Linked DNA regions of Homo sapiens: region 1 is linked to region 2. Evidence: read pairs that join two places in POLR2A ChIA-PET (ENCODE). Cell type or tissue: PC-9. All regions are shown on one strand. Links, peaks and the distances in the headings refer to the core of each region. The heading gives the core; the rest is flanking DNA. Region 1 overlaps GCLC (glutamate-cysteine ligase catalytic subunit). Region 2 overlaps LOC124901334 (a long non-coding RNA gene).

Region 1 (2,500 bases), core at 1-2,500, 230 kb after region 2:
TAAGCCGGATCATATTTACATGGATGCCATGGGATTTGGAATGGGCAATTGCTGTCTCCAGGTATAGTTTCAAATATACAGAGAGGCAAAGTGTTCCATCCATTTCTGTTTTTTAACTTCTTTATATATGCATGTTTCCTGTTCCAAAAATCACATTTTAATGAGGTTGAAATGGTAGCTGGTATGCCTTTCTGAAAAACATGAAGTTATATTAGTAAATTCATTGGAAGCTGTCTATGACTAATAGTTCTACAGACTCTGTTGTTCACCACAAAGGTATATACGGTATATATACCTTTATAACTGTAATTTCAGTTAACTTAAAATGCAATATATTCTGTCATTGTTTCCCTTCTCTTTTTATATGCCTAGTTTTTACTGCCATCTCGTGACAGGCTAGTGAGGTGGTTTAAATATTGTTCAAAACTCTGAAAATGAGCTCTGATGGAAGTATTCCAATGATTTTGTGATCCAAGGGATTTGTGCAAAGCTGTCTAGCGGTACAAAAAGAATAAATATTTAGCAGCTTGTGTTTGTCTTGCCCCTGAGTAAAGTATACAGGAGCCTGTCTCTGTTTACCCATTTAAAAATTTTCCTGGATCTGTTTAAATGATGGTGCCCCTGGCAGTGAGTGTGTCCAAGCTCACTTAGGACCAGAGTGGAAGAGCATGGAACCCATCAGGTGGCCACACAAAAGCCTGCAGTTGGCTTTTGGCTCTGTCACTACTCAGGTTTTTGGGCAACTCCCTTTACTTCTTTTGGCTCAGATTTTTCATCAGTTGAAAGAAGGGCTGATATTAAGTCCCCTTCTAGGTCTGACTCTAAGCTAATATTTATTTTATTGCCTTAACTAACAGAAGTAAAAGAGAGAGGCTGCTTGTTATTTAATGTCCAAGGAAATTTTATCCAGTTGTGATTACTTCAGCTGATTCAAAACAGCGTCCTTAGAGGCACAGGGCCGTGCAGAGCCTGGACCCATGTAAGACCCCTCTGAGCCGCCAGCCTGACTGCTCTCAGTGCAAAGACCCAGAACCCAGCCTTCCTTCACCTGAAACAGCTGCAGCGTGCACACACACTTCTTGTGCATATATCTCTGGTCTATTTATTTTCAAAACTAAGTATAATCCAAATTGAATGCTGGAATCAGATTTTTCCATTCTGAATGTGTTTAAATAACATGGCCAAGGATAATTTCTTTCTGTTTTCTTGACATTTATAGGTAGTATAAGATATGTGACTTCCAAATAAACATAAACCATCACACTTCACGAAAAAAGAGATCTTTCGACTTTTAACTGCCTGTTTCCTATCTTAATTACAAGTATTTCTAAAGAAAACCATTAAGTTCTAGAGCTTACAGTACATGGTTTTAAAATTGTATAAGTGCTGTTAAGAGTATTGATTGCCTTTTCTTGGTTTAATATTAAACCAGGGTGTTCTGCCGAAGACCGCATAGTTTCTCTGATATGGTTCCAAAGGGATATTCTTTCCACTGAAACACTGTATGTATACTAGTAAATGCTTCCTAATGGTAGATGATAAATATTTTTGTTGCTTGTAGATAGAATTTTTCCATCTAGTGTAAGCTTAGGATTGTTTTCTTTTTCCCAGTGACATGTACAGTTTCACTACTCCACTTAAAAAAAATCGTTAGCTCAGATAAAGTGTGTGGCACATGAAATGAATTTTGCCAATTCACCACCGAAATCCCTGCTTTATATCTCTTCAGTGGAACACTAAACCAACTTCTTTCCCAAGTACACTGATTTGATCTTTACAAATTATATGAATGTATTAAATTATCACATGTGCCCTGAAACTGTGTACATCTATTATGTATCATTAGAGAGATGGAAAAAAAAAAAAGAAACTGCTTAGTAAAGTAGAAAAAATAGTTTTAAAGTAATTTTGTAAGGCTAATGGAAGACTTACTGTATAAAGCAAAAAGGATTTTAACCACATTCAAATTATTGACTGTTTTGGGGCTTTTCAGGAATCACTTAAAAAGCACCAAGTTCACAGCCAGGCACGGTGGCTCATGCCTGTAATCCCAGCACTTTGGGAGGCTGAGATGGGCAGATCACTTGAGGTCAGGAGTTTGAGACAAGCCTGGTCATCATGGCAAAATCTCATCTCTACTAAAAATACAAAAATTAGACCTGGTGGCATGTGCCTGTAATCCCAGCTACTGAGGAGTCTGAGGCATGAGAAACGCTTGAACCTGGGAGGCGGAGGTTGCAGTGAGCCAAGATCGTGCCACTGCATTCCAGCCTGGGGAACAGAGCAAGTCTTTGTCTCAAAAAAAAAAAAAAAAAAAGCACTAAGTTCATGACAGGTTATGGTAGCCCCTCCCACCCCCCCCCCCAAAGTCATGTGACTTCAAATCTGGGTTGTAGATAAAGTTTAGATTAGATGTTTCAGTTTCTAACATATATGTTCCTTAGTTCCTCCCTCCACCCCCAACCCCACCCCCATCAGTTTCCTAGCAACATTGTGTGTC
Region 2 (16,932 bases), core at 8,608-11,107:
TAAGCCTCAGTTTCCTGGGGATAATAAGAGTGCTTGCCTTATAGTATTGTTATAAGATTGAAATGAAATCACAATTTTAGAGTAGCTGGTACATTTGATTAATGCTAACTGTTGTTTCTGTCTCAAAAAGAGCCATTATAGGCAAAGGATGAGCAAAGAGCCATGGGGAACCAAGAAGGGAAAGGCTAGTTCCAACCTAGCCTTTGGAACTAGCCTCTGGAAGGTCAGAGAAGGTTCCAGGTCTGTGGCAAAACAGAAAGATAATTCCTTTCCCTTTCCTGGTGCATGGTCAAGCCCTGCGCAAATTTATTTGGCGGATTTGGGCTTTGGCACCTTCCTTCTTTGTGTATCCCTCTCCTGCCTTCATCCTTTGTTTCCTCACCTGGCTGTAAGCCTGCCTGCATTTCCTGACTTGGAGGAGCAGGCAGGGGTGCCACGTTTTCCCAACCCAACTCCCTTGCCTTTGGAGGTGCTATGATTCTTTAGAAAGCAAACTGATTATCCAAACCCAAATCAAGTTCAAGTGACTGCTGGACCTTTACCTTCCTAATATTTTGTACCTCTGCCTAGTTGAAGCTTATTTCACAAAGACAAATGTCTAATCAGAATCATCCTTCATGAGAATAAACTCGTTAAAATGGCTCCCACAAACTTTCCTGGCTTTTAGGATCTTTACTTTTAGATCCATAGGCTCTCTGGAAGCTGTGAGAGTCCATTAACAGCTTTCCTGGAGGAGCTCTGGCCAGCTAAGAGTCAAGGTTACCTTATAGGTATTAGATGTTTACAACTCAGGGACTGTTTGTCAGAAATCACAGTCACTAGAGTTTCCATACTGTCCCCTCTATATTTTTCCATCATAAAATGTCCTCTCTAACCCCATTCCTTTCTCAGCATTTTCCTGTTTTCTTTACCACATGTTCTACATATTAAATATAGCATCCACGTATCAAGTTTTTGGTTAAGGAGAGGCCTAGAGTATAGCAAAGGTTTTAATTTCCTGTTTGGAAGATCATATTATTCATGCAAAGAACATGTGAAAACAAATTCCTTGTTTAATCAGATAAAAGGGGTGAGGCATATAAAGAATTGTGATGCAATTTTCCTTCAGTTAGTCATTTCTCCTACTTTCCTGGCTCATCTGAATATTTCTCTACATGGGTCCAATACGAAATAGCTCTTTCTTTAATGTTCTTTTCACCGGATAGTTTAAGAAGTCGGTTAGTAAGGAGTGACAAGGTAAGCTGCACACATCTTAGAGAGCACTTTGAGTTTAACAGGGCCTTCCAGTAATGCTACATCCAGTTCCTAAATACCCTGCTTCCCTGTCTTTTGATGGTGGTGGCAGATTTAGGAATGAGCAGAGGCAGTGAGCTATTGTTGAAAAACACTGATCGGCATTGGGGCAACTGGCTGAACCACTTACTAGCTGTGTGCCATGACCAAGTTACTGCATCTTATGCAGCCTCCATGTTCTTACATTTAAAAAGTCAGTGACAAACCCTACCTTGTGAAATAAACAATCAATTAGATCATTTGACTCATGAAACATTTGAATACCTGTGTGACAGACACTGTGTTAAGCACTGGGGATATAGATTTAAACAAGATAAAGTCTTGCCCTCAAGTAGCGCAGAATCTCGTAGGTGATTCAAATCTCATAGGTGAGTCAAATATGTAAATGTACAAAGTAAGTCTAATTATAAAAGTATATTCAACAGTCATCCTCAAGATGTGAGATTATATCAGCACACATAGGGAGCTTTTTAAATTATACACAAAACCACCCACAGGATCAGGGCACAAGACTCTCAATAATTCTCGCTTTTTAAAAACTGCCACTACACGTATTTAGCAATGGAAGGCATGTGGTTTTAGTCAACTGTCTCCCATTTTCAGAGATGGAAACTCCCACATAACCTTTTCCTACCCCAACCCCCTAGAACCTCTACTCCATATAACATCGTTGGACAATGTAAGTTACAACCTAAACTTCAACTTCTACTTGCTTGCTAATGACTCTGAAATCTGTATCTTCAGTCTTGATTGTTCTGCTGAGCTCCAAAACAACTGTCTACTGATGAACAGTTATCTTCTGGATGATCCACAGGTCCCTCGTTTGTGATAAAAGCAGCATTGAGCTCAGGGTCCTCCTCCCTTCTGCTAATAAAGCCATTCCTCCTGCCATTTCCCATTGTAGTGGCAGAATACAGGATTTGCCCAAGCTCTCTTGGAATAATCTTAGATTCCTTTCATCCTCTGTGCCATTTCAATCACCCACCAAATCCTAGAAGTGCTATTCCTGAAATTATCTATATAACATATATAATTTCCTCTATATATATAGATACACAAGTATAAATACACATATATATGTTATATATATGTATATGTATACATATCCCCAACTCTCTATTCTGAACTATTACAATGACCTTCTTGTCTACTTTGAAATATGCTTTCTAAACTTGTATGTGTCATTCCTACAGGTAAATATCATGATGTCATTCCCACTAAACTTCTTCCAATTGTTTCTCTTCCCTTTTCTTAACCCTAGCATCTAGAACTGGGTCTTACTTATCTTGTTGCTTGATCAGTTCTGAGGTAGAGTGAAACATTGCTACGTCCTAGGAAAGGAGGACATGTAGAATAAAGAATAAAGAATTCTTTTACACAAAGAATTGTAGAAGAAACCATCCCACAGTGCAGGAATTTACTGTCTGTTTTGGAAGGCACCGGAAGGGTCAAACAGCATAAAAGATATTTAGTGACCACTTATTGAATATCTATGATGTGTCACGCACCAAGCCAGTTGCTTAGGTTGCAATGATTAAAATACATGGTTCCTGCACATGAATTGAGGAAATTATAACATAGTGAGTTTTGAGTTATTATACATGTATAAAGTATTGCTAGAGCATGGAACTATGACAGCTTGAGTTACAACTTGAAGGTTGAGTAGGAGCTTGATAGGCTATGGTGGGCTGCATGAGGAGATAAAGGATCCAGGAGTTACAGCAAGAGGAAGCATGATGTTTGGGAAATGGCAAATACTTCATTGCCACAGGAGTGTAGAGTGCTTAGCGGAGGATGATGAAAGGAGCATAAGTGAAGGGGCAGGCTGAAGCACTCATCATTCACTTACTCACATGTTCATTAACAAATATTTATCAGTATTTATCAATAATGAATGCTGAAGCATTCATTTTTCACTTACTCACGTGTTCATTAACAAATATTTATCAAATATCCTGTCCAGAGTCTCCTATTAGTTCTGTCAGCCCCATGGAGCTATGCCTGGGTCATGGCTTAAGTTGAGACCTTGAAAGTTGCCTATGAGCAGTTAAAGATTCTCACTGAAGTCACCACTTGTCTATTGCTTCCCCCTCCCCTGACCTCCACTTCCAGTTCTCCTCACATGCCTTTAAACTCTTAAATATTCCTCTGCAGTATTCTAGCCACAGATGAGAAATATCATCCTTTAAGTGAATTTGAAGGAAGGGAAAAAATACATTTAAAGAGAAAAAAAAAGGCCTTGACAGTTGCACAGAAGCCTCCTTGCTACTATAAATATTTAGGACGGGAAGGCATATGGTTTAAGCCAACTCCCTGCCACACTCAATGTGTAGTTTTCATGTTTTAAACTATCAATGCTCAATCATTACTGTTGTGCTGGCAGTCCTTTCTTTTGTGTATGTGAGTTTCTCCCTATTAAATAAACCCTCTCTTTTGGAAGAATTCTCATGGCAATGACTATAATTACAACCCAAAGCTGAGCTGTAAAATGCAGTGATATGACAGCTTTTGTGATAGAAAGGGTGGAGAAACAATGAAAGCTTATAATTTTCTTTGAGATGTCTCAAAGTCTGACAGCAGCCCCACCCTTATGATGTAAATCTGCAGTGACCTAAAGTTTCAGGAAAGATGAAGCTAGAGAGACATGCCAAGTCACCGCCACATTGACCACCAGCAAACAAGCAAGAAAAGATTCAGCATAATGCTGAATTCTCTATGACTTCTTCAAATAGTCTGGAATGGTATTTCCTGACATTTCCGAATATGAGGGTTCTTTTTAATGTCAAAACTTTTTGTTCCTTACTTGAGATGAGCTGTTCTTTTTATATCCATCATTTGAGGAAATATATGGTGATAATATGCAATTAATTTATTACTTTGAAATAAGCTATTTACCTTCATTAATCACAATAGCATTTATAAATACCTGAAAAACAAAACGTATGTGCTTTAAAATATTATTTATTCAGTCTACCAACAAAGCTTGGCCCCTTTTGTATTTGATGACAATTGCAGTGGCTCAGAAATCTGTAATTTCCTATTCCTTCTCACCCGCCCCACCTAAGAGTCTCAGGCCTGGGACAGTGTGTTCCTTGTATTCATTTATTTATTCACTTGTAAGGTATTAGGGGCCTACTGTATTCTCAGCATCATGCTGGAGGTCATAGATACAAAATTAAGTGACACCTGGCACCTGCCCTCATAGGACTTAAGTCCATTGGGAAAGACAGATATATAAATCTGTAACAGCACAATGAGCACAAAAAGCTTAGGAGGAGGTGGTTAGTTCTACTGGGCGAGAGTAGTTAAAAAGCATTTATCTGGGAGGTATATTGGTCAGCTATTGCCACAATAATGCTGTGCAACAAATCACTCAAAGACATAGTAACTCAGAACAGTAATCCTCAGGCTCATGTCTGCAAATCAACAACCAATCTGCTGGGCTGTGCTTGATTTGGGCGCCAGGCTCTGGGCTCCAACTGTGAGCTGCAGATTGGGATCAGGTCCGTTCAACATGGCTCTCATCCCCCCTGGACCAGAGTATGTGCTCACTGTGGGTCACTACAAAGCAAGAGAACCTAACTCTGCAAAAACAGTTCAGGTCTCTGCTCTTGCTACAGCCATAAAAATTCCATTGGTCAAGGCAGGTAACGTGGCCAAGCCCAAAGTCAAGGGACAGGGACATATACTCCACCTACCATTCAGCTATGTGTGGGTATGAATGCTACTGGAGGGAAGTGAGGAATTAAGACAAAAAACTCAATTTACCACAAGAGAGAACCCTTGATATACATCCTGAAAGATGATTGCAAGTTTATCAGGTGGATCTAAACATCTGAAATAAGGATCAGGAGAAATAATATTAATACACAGCATTTGGCCTAACAGAAATGTTTTGAGGGAAAGTAGTTGGGACTGTTATACAAGGTGCATGCTCAGTGTCTGTCATGGAATGCACCAGGGCCATTAGTATATAGAGAAGAGCACAGCCTATGCGTGCCACAGCTAAATAGATCTAGAGAAAATTTAATGAAAGACCTCATCTTGCTGACGGTAGGCCCATATTGATCATGCAGGAGCCATTTGAGCCCAGTGTCTCTAGTGTGATGACAATGACATTAAAGAAAAAATGGAACTCACATTCGATGCTGTCTTCAGCACTAATTCATTCCTCGTGCTACTGTCTTCAAAGTATTGAGGTTGCAGTTTATATAAATTTTCTGTTGTCCCTGTAAACAAATCAGCAAAAACTTAATGGTTTAAACACAATACAAATGTATTACTTTGCAGTTCTGGAGGTGAGAATACTGAAATAAGTCTCATGGGCTAAAAATGAAGCTGTTTGCATGTCTGCTTTTTTTTCCGGAAACTCTAGGAGAGAATCTGTTTCCTTGCCCTTTCCAGAGTCTAGAGTACAACTGCATTCCTTAGCTTGTGGTTCCTTCCTCTGTCTTCAAAGGCAGCAGTGTAACATCTTCAGATCTTTGAATCTGAACACTGCCTCCCTCTTCCACACGTAAAGGACCCTTATGATTATATTGGGCCCACCCAGATAATCCAGGATGATTTCATTTTAATAACAGCTGGTTAGCAACCTTAATTCCTCCTTGACATATAACATGACATATTCACAAATTCTGAGGATTAGGATGTATGCATCTTTGAGAGACCATTATTCTGGTTTTGGTTCTGCCCATTATTCTGGTTTTTCCCCCACATGGTTCTTGGGGGAAAAAAATAACAATGCCTCATATTAATATTACACCTTATTACAAGCCAAACACTTTCTTTTTTTGTTTTTTTTTTTAATGATCTCACTTTTGTAAGCAGAGAATAATTTTATGGTGGACAAAAGGAGCTCTAGATATGTTAAGTGGCAACATAGTATAGCATAGTAGTTACCTCCTGCTTTTTCAATTGCCTTGGAATATTCCACATGTACCTAGGTTGGTGTTTACCACATTCTATTGCAATTACAGTAGCCTCCTCTTATCCGGGAATGCCTTCTGGGACTCCCAGTGGATGCCTGAAACCGAGGATAGTACTAAACTCTACATACACTATGTTTTTTCCTATATGTACATACCTACAACAAAGGGTAATTTATAAATTAGGCACAGTAAGAAACTGACAATAATAACTAATAATAGTACAAGTATACCAATATACTGTAATAAAAGTTATGTATGGGTGCAGTGGCTCACACCTGTAATCCCAGCACTTTGGGAGGCTGAGGTGGGTGGATCACCTGAGGTCAGGAGTTCAAGACCAGCCTGGCCAACATGGCAAAACCCCGTCTCTACTAAAAAAATACAAAAATTAGCCAGGCGTGGTGGCGGGTACCTATAATCCCAGCTTCTCAGGAGGCGGAGGCCAGAGAATTGCTTGAACCTGGGAAGCAGAAGTTGCAGTGAGCCAAGATCATGCTACTGCACTCCAGCCTGGGTAACAGAGTGAGACTCTGTCTTAAAAAAAATAAGTTACTTGAACATGCACTTTCTCTCTTTCAAAATATCATATTGTACTATAATCACTTAATTTCAGACAACAGTTGACCATGGATGACTGAAACCTTGGAAAGTGAAACCTTGGATGGCTGGAGGGAGTAAGGGTTACTAATGTATTTGTTACATGTCTGTATCACCACTTTAAGGCAGACATAGAGTCATTTTATGCTCCTTGCCTTAGTAGTTAAAGAAGGCGAAAGAAAATAACATTCCTTAGCCACTCATTATGTTCAACATGTGCCACAAACTCTATATGTGATTTGTAATTTTTTCTTCCCCATACTTACAGGTAAGTAAACCTGGGCCCAAGATCACAGAGCACACAGCTGGAATTCACAGCAAGACCTGATTGACTTCGAAGTCAGTGGTCTTTCCCCTGCTTCCCACGAGACAGGTAATCCCTCAGCTTACTCTTGAAGAGGCAATGTGGGCTACTGCATTTGAATGTCTGAATTCAAGCCTTGTAGAAACAACTAGCAGTAACCAAACACCATTATTTTTGTTTGTTCATTTGTTTCCAAATGACTTGTGACTTTTCTAATGGAGAAAACACTCAACCCAAATCTTAATTCCACCAACAATGAGTGTGTGCCTTGGACAATTCACAGCCTGTCTGAGCTAGTTTATTTTAGAGTAAGCAAGTTGGAGTAGGTGACCTCTGTGTTCTTTGTAATTTGAGACGTTTTGGTGTTCACACAGGTTACTACATGAAGAGCTGGGACTGGAATACAGGTTTTCTATGTTCACCTGGGGATAGCTTTTCCATCATCCCTCCTGAGTCTGTGAGGTATCCCAGTTTTTAAGCCAGAACTTTGAAACCAGAAGTAAATGGTTAAGTTTATCTGTCTATGCCTATGTGTATTCTAGCCAAATAAACCATGACACTTAAAACAATTTCAATATTTCAAAGATGTAGTAAATTTCCTTGAACCTTTTTTATTGTTTTTTATAAATTAAAAATTATGAAATAATTCAAACATTTTTAAAATAGGAAATAACGTGATATGCATGTACCCCATACCCAGATTTAATAGATGTTTACATTATGCAGTATCTGTTTCTTTTTTTTTTTTTTTTCTTGAGACAGAGTCTTGCTCTGTCACCCAGGCTGGAGTGCAGTGGCATAATCTCGGCTCACTGCAACCTCCGCCTCCCGGGTTCAAGCGATTCTCCTGCCTCAGCCTCCTGAGTAGGTGAGATTACAGGCGCGCACCACCAAGTCCAGCTATTTTTTGTGTTTTTAGTAGAGACAGGGTTTCACCATGTTGGTCAGGCTGGTCTCGAACTCCTGACCTCGTGATCCACCTACCTTGGCCTCCCAAAGTGCTGGGATTGCAGGCATGAGCCACCGCACCTGGCCTTCAATTTTTTGATAGAAGTAAGACATCACAGGTACAATCAAAGTTTCCTAATCTTATATTTCTTCTCACACTTCCCAGAGGAAAATGACTATTCTAAAGTTAGTTACTTCTATTTCTTAATTGTAATACATTTATTCATATTCTTAAGACATTTATGTAATATTGTGTTAAGTATTTTTGAAATGTATATAAATGGAATCATACAATAAAGACCCTCAGCAGTTTTTTTTCACTGAATGTTCTGGTTTCAAGATTTATCCATGTGAATATGTGTAGGTCTAGTTTATTCATTTTAATTATTGTGTTATATTTTATTGTATGACCATAACATTTATTTTTTCTTTTGATTGTGAATTTAATTTTTTTAATATTTAAACAGTGCTGCAATGAACATTTTTCCTTATATCTATCTGCTTGTTCCTGTGAGCTTCTCAAACCATGACCTGAAGATCGCTACCAGTTCATAACTAATTAAGTACAGAAATTGACAATATTAATTTAGAAACTTTAATAGCAATCCAACTGAGTACTTTTATGTCTATTGAATCCAATAATACAGAATATTGAGTTCTGTATTTTGTATGTCTGTTTTAAAATTTTATTTTTTTGAGATAGGGTCTCACTCTGTCTCCTAGGCCAGAGTGCAGTGGCGCAATCACAGCTCACTGTAGCCTCAAAACTCCCAGGCTCAGGTGATCGATCCTCTCACCTCAGCTCCTGAGGAGCTAGGACTACAGGCGCACACCACCATACCTGGCTAATTTTTTCACTTGTTATAGAGATGGGGCTTTGCCATCTTGCCCAGACTGGTCTCGAACTCCTGGGCTCAAGTGATCCATCCACCTCAGCCTTCCAACATGCTGGGACTACAGGCATGAGCCACTGTCCCCAGCCAAAATTTTATTTATTCATTTTCATTGTATTTTACAAACATATTGATCCTCAGCAGCATGGAAATATTTTTAGAAAACTTGCCTTTTTATTACAGATAGTTTGAGACTTTCTGCATGGTTTCTACTTGCAAGTTGAATTTCTGGCTTGATGAATAAGTGCATCTTTAGCTCTAAAACATATAAACAAATTCCACTCCAGAATGGTCAAACCAATTTTCAATCTCTTCTGCAGTGTATAAGTTTCCTTTTCCAACAGTTGCATTATCAGACCTTTAAATCTTTTCTCAATATGATAGCTATGAAATATTTTATTTAACTAGCAATTATCTGATAAATAGTGACGTTGAACATCTATTTATATGCTAATTACATTCCCAGTTACCTGACTTTAACAAGGCAGGTTTTCCAGTTTGCAAGTATGGGGAAAATATGTCTTTAAAAATCTAGCTATAGCAGGCAAAGTATCATAACAGGTAAAACTGGTTTTTAAGAAGAAAAGCCTAGGAACAGCTAGCTTTGACTTGATGAAGGACAGGAAAAACCAGTTGTAGCAATTGAGTACATGGACAGATACTTTAGAGTACATGTCTTTTCCGGTATTTTGGTTTTGGGACAATCCCTCCATCACCATTATGACGTTTCAGTGGAGCAATTTTCACTAAGAATTTTGTACCTGTTTTCCAGTTTTGATCATCGATGATTTTCTGGTTCTAATGAGATCAAGGACATGAAGAGGCTGAGTGCCTCCATGAGCTTCATTATTTTCCATGATCTGACCTCTCATTCTCTTAAGCTTTGGAGTTGGATGAAGGAAGAACTCTGAAAAAAAGGTGGGAGGGTGTAGGTCCAGGCACCCCCTTGTAATTCACACTGCCTCAGCCTGAGAGTTTGTGTGTGTGTGTGTGTGTGTGTGTGTGTGTGTGTGTGTGTGTGTTGTTGTTGTTGTTGTTTTTGAGATGGAGTCTGCCTCTGTTGCCAGTCTGGAGTGCAATGGTGCCATCTCAGCTCACTGCAACCTCTGCCTCCCGGGTTCAAGCGATTCTCCTGCCTCAGCCTCCCGAGTAGCTGGGACTACAGGCAAATGCCACCATGCCTGGCTAATTTTTTGTATTTTTAGTAAGACGGGGTTTCACCGTGTTAACCAGGATGGTCTCGATTTCCTGACCTCGTGATCCGCCCACCTCGGCCTCCTAAAGTGCTGGGATTACAGGCGTGAGCCACCACACCTGGCCACTTGAGATATTTTTTTAAATGCCAACCAGAGGCCGGGCGCGGTGGCTCACGCCTGTAATCCCTGCACTCTGGGAGGCCGAGGCGGGCGGGTCACGAGGTCAGGAGATCGAGACCATCCTGGCTAACACAGTGAAACCCCGTCTCTACTAAAATAAAAATATATATATATACAAAAAATTAGCTGGGCGTGGTGGCAGGCGCCTGTAGTCCCACCTACTTGGGAGGCTGAGGCAGGAGAATGGCGTGAACCCGGGAGGCGGAGCTTGCAGTGAGCCGAGATCGCGCCACTGCACTCCAGCACTCCAGCCTGGGAGACAGAGCCAGACTCCGTCTCCAAAAAAAAAAAAAAAAAAAAAAAAAAATGCCAACCAGAACTTATGCTTCCATGCTTAAAACCTATCAATATCTTCCGAAAGCATAATAAAATTGAAAATACTTGGCGTGGGGCTTTCCTCCCTCTTCCACCTATCTCACCCTCCTTCCTCCTAGCCTATATGAATTGCTTGGAGAGTCCCAGTTTATGTCAAACTGTTTTGCACTTTCATTCCTTGGTTCAAGATGCTTCCTCTTCCTGGGATTCCTTCTTGCCCCTCCCTGGTTGCATGATACACTTCTCCTCCTCATTCATAACTCAGCTATCAGGACTCTCCCAGGAACAACTGATTATTCCCCTTTGTATGCTCTGCTAAATTAAAATTTCAAAACATGTACCCCTTTGTAAAGTGGACTTTCATTCAAGGTGCACAGTTCAGTAATTACTACCAAAAGAACTACTGGTACAACTTTCACCCTGGTCAAAACAGAACATTATCACTCCCTTATAAAAAAAGTTTTACCTTTTTTTATAGTACTTTATATAAATGAAATCATATCATGCGCTTTCTGTGTCTGGTTTCTTTTGCATAATGTTATATGTGTGAGATTTACTTGTGTCGTATACAGCAGTTCATGCATTTTCATTGCCGTGTAGTATCTGATTTATGGCTACACCACGTGTTGGTGTGTTTTTTAAGATTGTGGATGGATATTAGGGTTATTTTCATTTTGAGGCATTGCAAATACTGCTGTTTTGAACATTTATACCCAAGTCTTCTGGTGCATATGTGTGTATGCATTTCTGTTGGACATATACCTGAAAGTGGAATTGCTGGGTCATAAGGTATATTATATTCAAATTTAGTAGATACTGACAGTTTCCCGAAGTGGTGACTGTATCAATTTATACTCCCCCCAGCAACTTTGCTTGTAATTGGCTTTTTAACCTAAGCTATCTTTTTGAGTATGCAGTGGTATCACATTTTTGTTTCAATTTGAATTTTCTCTGATGACTAATTGAGAATTATTTCATATAATATATATTTATTGACCATTTAGATATTCTGTTTTCTGAAGTGCCTGTTCATATCTTTTCCCCTTTTTTCTATTAAATTATCTGATTCTTTAGGAGTTCTTTATAACTTATTTTATTTTTATTTTATTTTTGAGATGGGATCTTGCTCTGTAGTCCAGGCTGGAGTACAGTGGCACGATCTCAGCTCACTACAGCCTCTGCCTCCCAGGTTCAAGAAATTCTCTCACTTCAGCCTCCCAAGTAGCTGGGATTACAGGGGTACGCCACCATACCTGGCCAATTTTTGCATTTTTAGTGGAGGCGGGGTTTCACCATGTTGGCCAGGCTGGTCTCAAAACTCCTGACATCATGTGATCCACCCACCTCAGCCTCCCAAAGTGTTGGGATTACAGACATGAGCCACCGTGCTTGGCCTATAGTTTTAATGTAGTCTAATTTTTCAATATTTTCCAGAAAGCTCACAGAATCATAAAAAATATATTGTTATTTTAGGCCACTTAGTTTGGGGAGTTTGTTGCAGAGTAATAGATAAGTGAAGCAGCAAAGTACAGAGGGGCTTTTATCTAAGAGAGCTGATTTATCATTGGATATCTCAGAAAACCACAACATTTCCAAAAGAACTGTATCAGCTTGAGCTGAAAAAGATTGAGACAGTTCAAAATGAAAGAAGTTTCTGGGTCCTCAAACTTCTATGGGGAATAAGCAGGTTAAGAAACTTTCTCAGTTGCAAGCATGGGTCGTTCCTAATGAAAAAGGCAGGATGTCACGGAGGGCGGAGGCAAGAGCCACTGCTTTCTTAAGCAGGTTACGAAAGTTTCTCAGTTGCAAGCGTGGGTCGTTTCTAATGAAAAAGGCAGGATGTCATGGAAGGCGGAGCCAAGAGCCACGGAGAATCACTCCCAAGTAGCAGGGCTGGTCACATGTGCTCAGAGGATGTTGGAATTGCTGTGGATGGGTGCTTGCTTTGTGCCTCCTATTCATGCCCCCCTTTTAAATGCAAGTGTCTATTTGTTTATCCTAGCCCTATCTTATGAATGTATGTTATGTATATATGGGAGTGTATATGTGTGTTGGTGATGAGGTTTGAGAGAGCTAGAATTTTTAATTCACAATCTGTACAATTCAGTATCTGCACCCAAGGACCCACACCCAAGGAGCAGTACCAGAGGGAACACATCTGAAGAGCCCTATCTGGATTTGCCAACATGATTTAGATGATAAGATACTGGACTTTGAGCTGGTGCCATAATGGGATGAGGCTTTGGGAGTCCAAAGGGAGATAAGTGTAAGTGTATTTCACCGGTGAAGAATGTAAAACATAAAAGGCCAGAACATGAACTCTGCAGCTAATCTCCAAAGATGGCTCTCAGTGAACCACACCTCATGGAATTCATGTCCTTGCATAGTCCCCTCCCGCACTGAATCTGGGTTAACTTTGTGACTTTCTCTAACTATCAGAATGTGACAGAAGTAACAATATGATACATCCCTCCATTTAGTGAGATCATCTTTAATTTCTCCCAATAATGTTTTGTAGTTTTCTGTGTAGAGGTCTTACAAATTTTTTAGATTGATTCTTTGACATGTGACTTTTCTATGCTGTTGATAAATGATATTTTGTTAAAATTTTTATTTTCTAATTGCTTGTTACTAGCATATAGAAACTTAATTACATATAGAAACTAAGTACAGGACTTTGTTTATTGACTATGTATTCAGTGGCCTTGGTTAATTCCTCTTTTAATTGTAATAGTTTTTCTGTAGTTCTTTTGGATTTTTCTATGTGTATAATTATATATGAATAATGACAGATTCATTTCTTAATTTCCAGTCCTCTAATAGGGTTTCTTTATTTCTTTTTCTAACTTTGATGCACTAGCTAGAACCTACAAAATAATGTGGAAAAAAAGCAACCATCCTTGCCTCATTCCTGATTTTAGAGGAAAAGCTCTTAATATTAACTATGATGTTTTTAATGGGGTTTATTTAGAGATCTTTGTGAAGGCAAGAGTTTTTTTAATAAATGAATCTTGAGTTTTATAAAAAATTTTTACTGCATCTATCAAGATGGTCATATGATTTTTAAATTCTGTTACTGCAGTAAATTATATTGATTTTTTAATCTAAAAACAATCTTACATATCTGAAATAAACCCACTTTGGTCATGATGCATTATTCTTTTTGTGTAACACTGGATTTGATTCTTTTATTTATTTATTTTAGAGTTTTTGCTTATATGTTCACAAGAGACAGTGACTTGTTATTTTTTTCTTGTATGTTCTTGTCAGGTTTGAGAATCAAGGATATGTTGGTCTTACAAAATTATTTGGGAAGTACTTGTTCTTTTTTAACTTTCTGGAAAAGTTTTTATAAATTTGATATGATTACTTCTTTAAATATTTGGTAAACTTCACTAGGGAAGCATCTAGGATGGGAAAATTTTTAGTTATGGACTCAATTTCTTTAATAGATATAAAACTATTCAAATCCTTCTATTTCCAACACTCTGATTTTGGCACATTGAGATTCTCTATGAATTTGTCTATTTTATCTAAATTTTCAAAATTACTGACATAAAAGTCACATAGACCTCTTAGGATTTTTTTAAATGAGTTTTCATTCTTGAAATTATTTATTTGCACATTCTCACTCTCTCTTCTTGATCAAACTGGCCAGATGTTTGTCAATTTAAGGCTCTTAAAAAAAAAGATACAACCTTTGGATTTGTTAAACCTCATTATACATGTATTTGTATTTTTTCCATTGGTTTCTAGTTTGTTGTTTATAATTTACCTAATTTACTTTTTTTGAGTTAAAATTTGCTTTTCTTTTTCAAACTTCTTGAAATGGATACTTACATGATTCTATTTCCCTAATGCTTTATTTAAGCCTATAAATTTCCCTTGAATCATAGACTCGGATTCAGCCCACCCATTTTGATATGTTACATTTTTAATATATTAAATATAAAATGTCTTCTCATTCCTATTGTGATTTTGGTTTGACCTATTGAATCATTTAGTAGTACATTATTAACTTCTAAAACTGGGAGGTTTTAGTATGGCATTTTTGTTATTTATTGCTCGTTTAATTATATGTGGTCAGAAAGCATATTCCATATTATTTCAGTTTCTTAATCTTTGTTAAGGCTTCCTTTATGGTCAAGCATATGGTCAAATTTTTAAATAAAATTCTATAGAACATGTACTTGAAAAAAAATTCTAGTCTGCTCTTGTTGGGTATCAGTTTTCAACATGCGTGTATCAATTAGATCAAGTTTGTTAATCATGTTCTTCAAACCCTTATGTTTTTACTATTTTTTGGTCTATTCATTCTATTTATATTCTTTACTAAAAGAGGAGTGCCAAAATCTCCCCTTATGATTATGGATTTGTCTATTTCTCATTTTAGTTCTGAAAATATTGTTTTATATATTTCAAGGCTTTGTTACTAGATGATAGCTGTGCCCAGTTTTTGTTACATATGATATTGAAAAACTAGAGTGATAGGATTCCAAAGAACCACTGCTGTTGTCTCAATGTCTGTGTCCTCCCAAAATTTATATGTTGAAATCCTAACCCCCAAGGTAATTGCATTAGGATGTAGGGTCTTTGGAAAGTGACTGAAGGCTCTGCCTCTTGAATGGGATTAATGCCCTTATAAAAGAGACCCCTGACATCTGCCTTTCCCCTTCCACCATGTGAGGACACAGTGAGAAGGTGCCATTCATGAACCTGAAAGTGAGCCCTCACCAGACACCAAACTGGTTGAGCATTGTCTTCCCATTCTCTAGAACTATAAGAAATAAATTTCTGTTATTTATAAGCCACCCAGTTTTCAGTATGTTGTTACAGCAGCCCAAATGGACTAAGACAGCCACTCCACTAGGCAAGCCTGAGTGTAGAGCCATCAAAGACAGCTTGGAGAAATAGATTGCTGGCCTTGAGCACCCACATAGCTCATTTTTGCCCAGTGGGAGCTAAAAAATATCTCCTAAATGCTGCTGACCTCCCTATGGTTTGGTACATGCTTAGTACACTCCAGACTTGAGGCCTCTGTATTTTCCATTCTTTCTCCCTAGTATCCTCTTCTAGGTAAACTTGAGGCTTGCATCAGGGATAGATGTAAAGCACATGAAATAATACCTAGCATATATGGTTACTGAAAAAGGAGGGAAGAAATGTTATGAGTTCAAGTGAAAGAAGAGCTTCGTGGAGAGTAGTTAGGATTCACCTAGAGAAAAGCAGATTTGTGTAGGGGATGGAGAAGAACGTATTATCATCAAGTAAACAAAGGCATGGAGCTGTGAAGGTGAGGGTTTCTCTAGACACCTCACAATGAGTCCAGAGTTCAAGCAGGAAAATGGTACGTGGTAGGCAGTTAGGTAAGAAAAATAAATTGAATCCCAAAATAAAGGGCCATGAGGAGTAGGCAAAGGGTTTTGGACTTTGCATCCTGCCTCCTCCTCCTAGACTGGTGACTTACTTCCTGACTAGAATATGAGATTTCTGAGGACATGCCCAGCATCATGTTCTGCACGTAATCTGCAAACAACATTCCATTTATTGGTGACTAAACACTCCGGCCCTGGGGTGAAACTGCCTGGGTTCAAATCCTGCCCCATTCCTTCCTGACTGTATGGCCTTGGATAAGGTAGTTAACTTCTGCACACCTCTGTTTCCTTATCTGTTTAAAAAAAAAAAAAAAAAAAAAAAGGTTAATCAAGGTAGCAGGTTCACTGGGTAATTGTAAAGGTTTGATGGATGTTACATATAAAGCACTTGATATACAACCTGTCAAAAATTTTGTACAGTCAAGTAGGAATGTGGCAATAACCGGGATTTTGAAGGATAGGAATGATTGGGATGGTTAGAAATCACATGTGTGTGATTCTATAACAGTTTATCTTCCTATTGATGTGTTTTATAGGCAGCTAGCATGGGCCAAGTATGTTATCATCAAGAACTGAAGAGACTTAACTAGAGCAAGTAAAACAACACCCGAAATGCAATGTACATATATCAGAATGCTTTTCAGTTCTGCATTTGTGTTCTAATTTGCCTTTAAACATGTGTTGAAAAGAGTTTGACAGATGGGCAGAGGCAACACCATTACTGAGAAAAGTCACTTGACAAATCCTAATATTTCAAAGAGCCACTCCATTTGTGGCACTAAGATTAAATTAAGACAGTGCCCTGGGAAAACACAACTATGCCAGGACTCTCCTCCTACTGAATGCTTCTCATGTCTAAGCTTTACATTTTCAACACTCATTTCCAGGTCTATTTTCAGT

What was found. Peaks named below come from ENCODE experiments on the same cell type or tissue, not always from the same donor. Only the 100,000 strongest peaks of a DNase experiment are listed, where the experiment ranks them.
Region 1: POLR2A ChIA-PET joins it to region 2 with 7 read pairs; 3 of 35 experiments call an interaction of 5 or more read pairs at or near these places.

What each region holds. Positions count from the first base shown.
Region 1 is chr6:53,511,765-53,514,264 of GRCh38, reverse strand. GCLC (glutamate-cysteine ligase catalytic subunit) reads left to right here. Exons shown (of 16, transcript NM_001498.4): 6 at 1-61. Among named protein-coding and RNA genes, the nearest start is that of GCLC, 32 kb to the left of the region's middle. In PC-9, for the core only: no CTCF peak of the experiment used is centred there; no DNase peak of the experiment used is centred there.
Region 2 is chr6:53,737,171-53,754,102 of GRCh38, reverse strand. It overlaps LOC124901334 (a long non-coding RNA gene), which reads right to left. Exons shown (of 3, transcript XR_007059620.1): 2 at 5,434-5,522. LOC124901333 (a long non-coding RNA gene) reads left to right here. Exons shown (of 5, transcript XR_007059619.1): 3 at 7,090-7,194; 4 at 9,739-9,884; 5 at 12,765-14,621. Among named protein-coding and RNA genes, the nearest start is that of LRRC1, 49 kb to the left of the region's middle. In PC-9, for the core only: no CTCF peak of the experiment used is centred there; a DNase peak (open chromatin) is centred at 9,562; H3K27ac peaks cover 1,465 bases.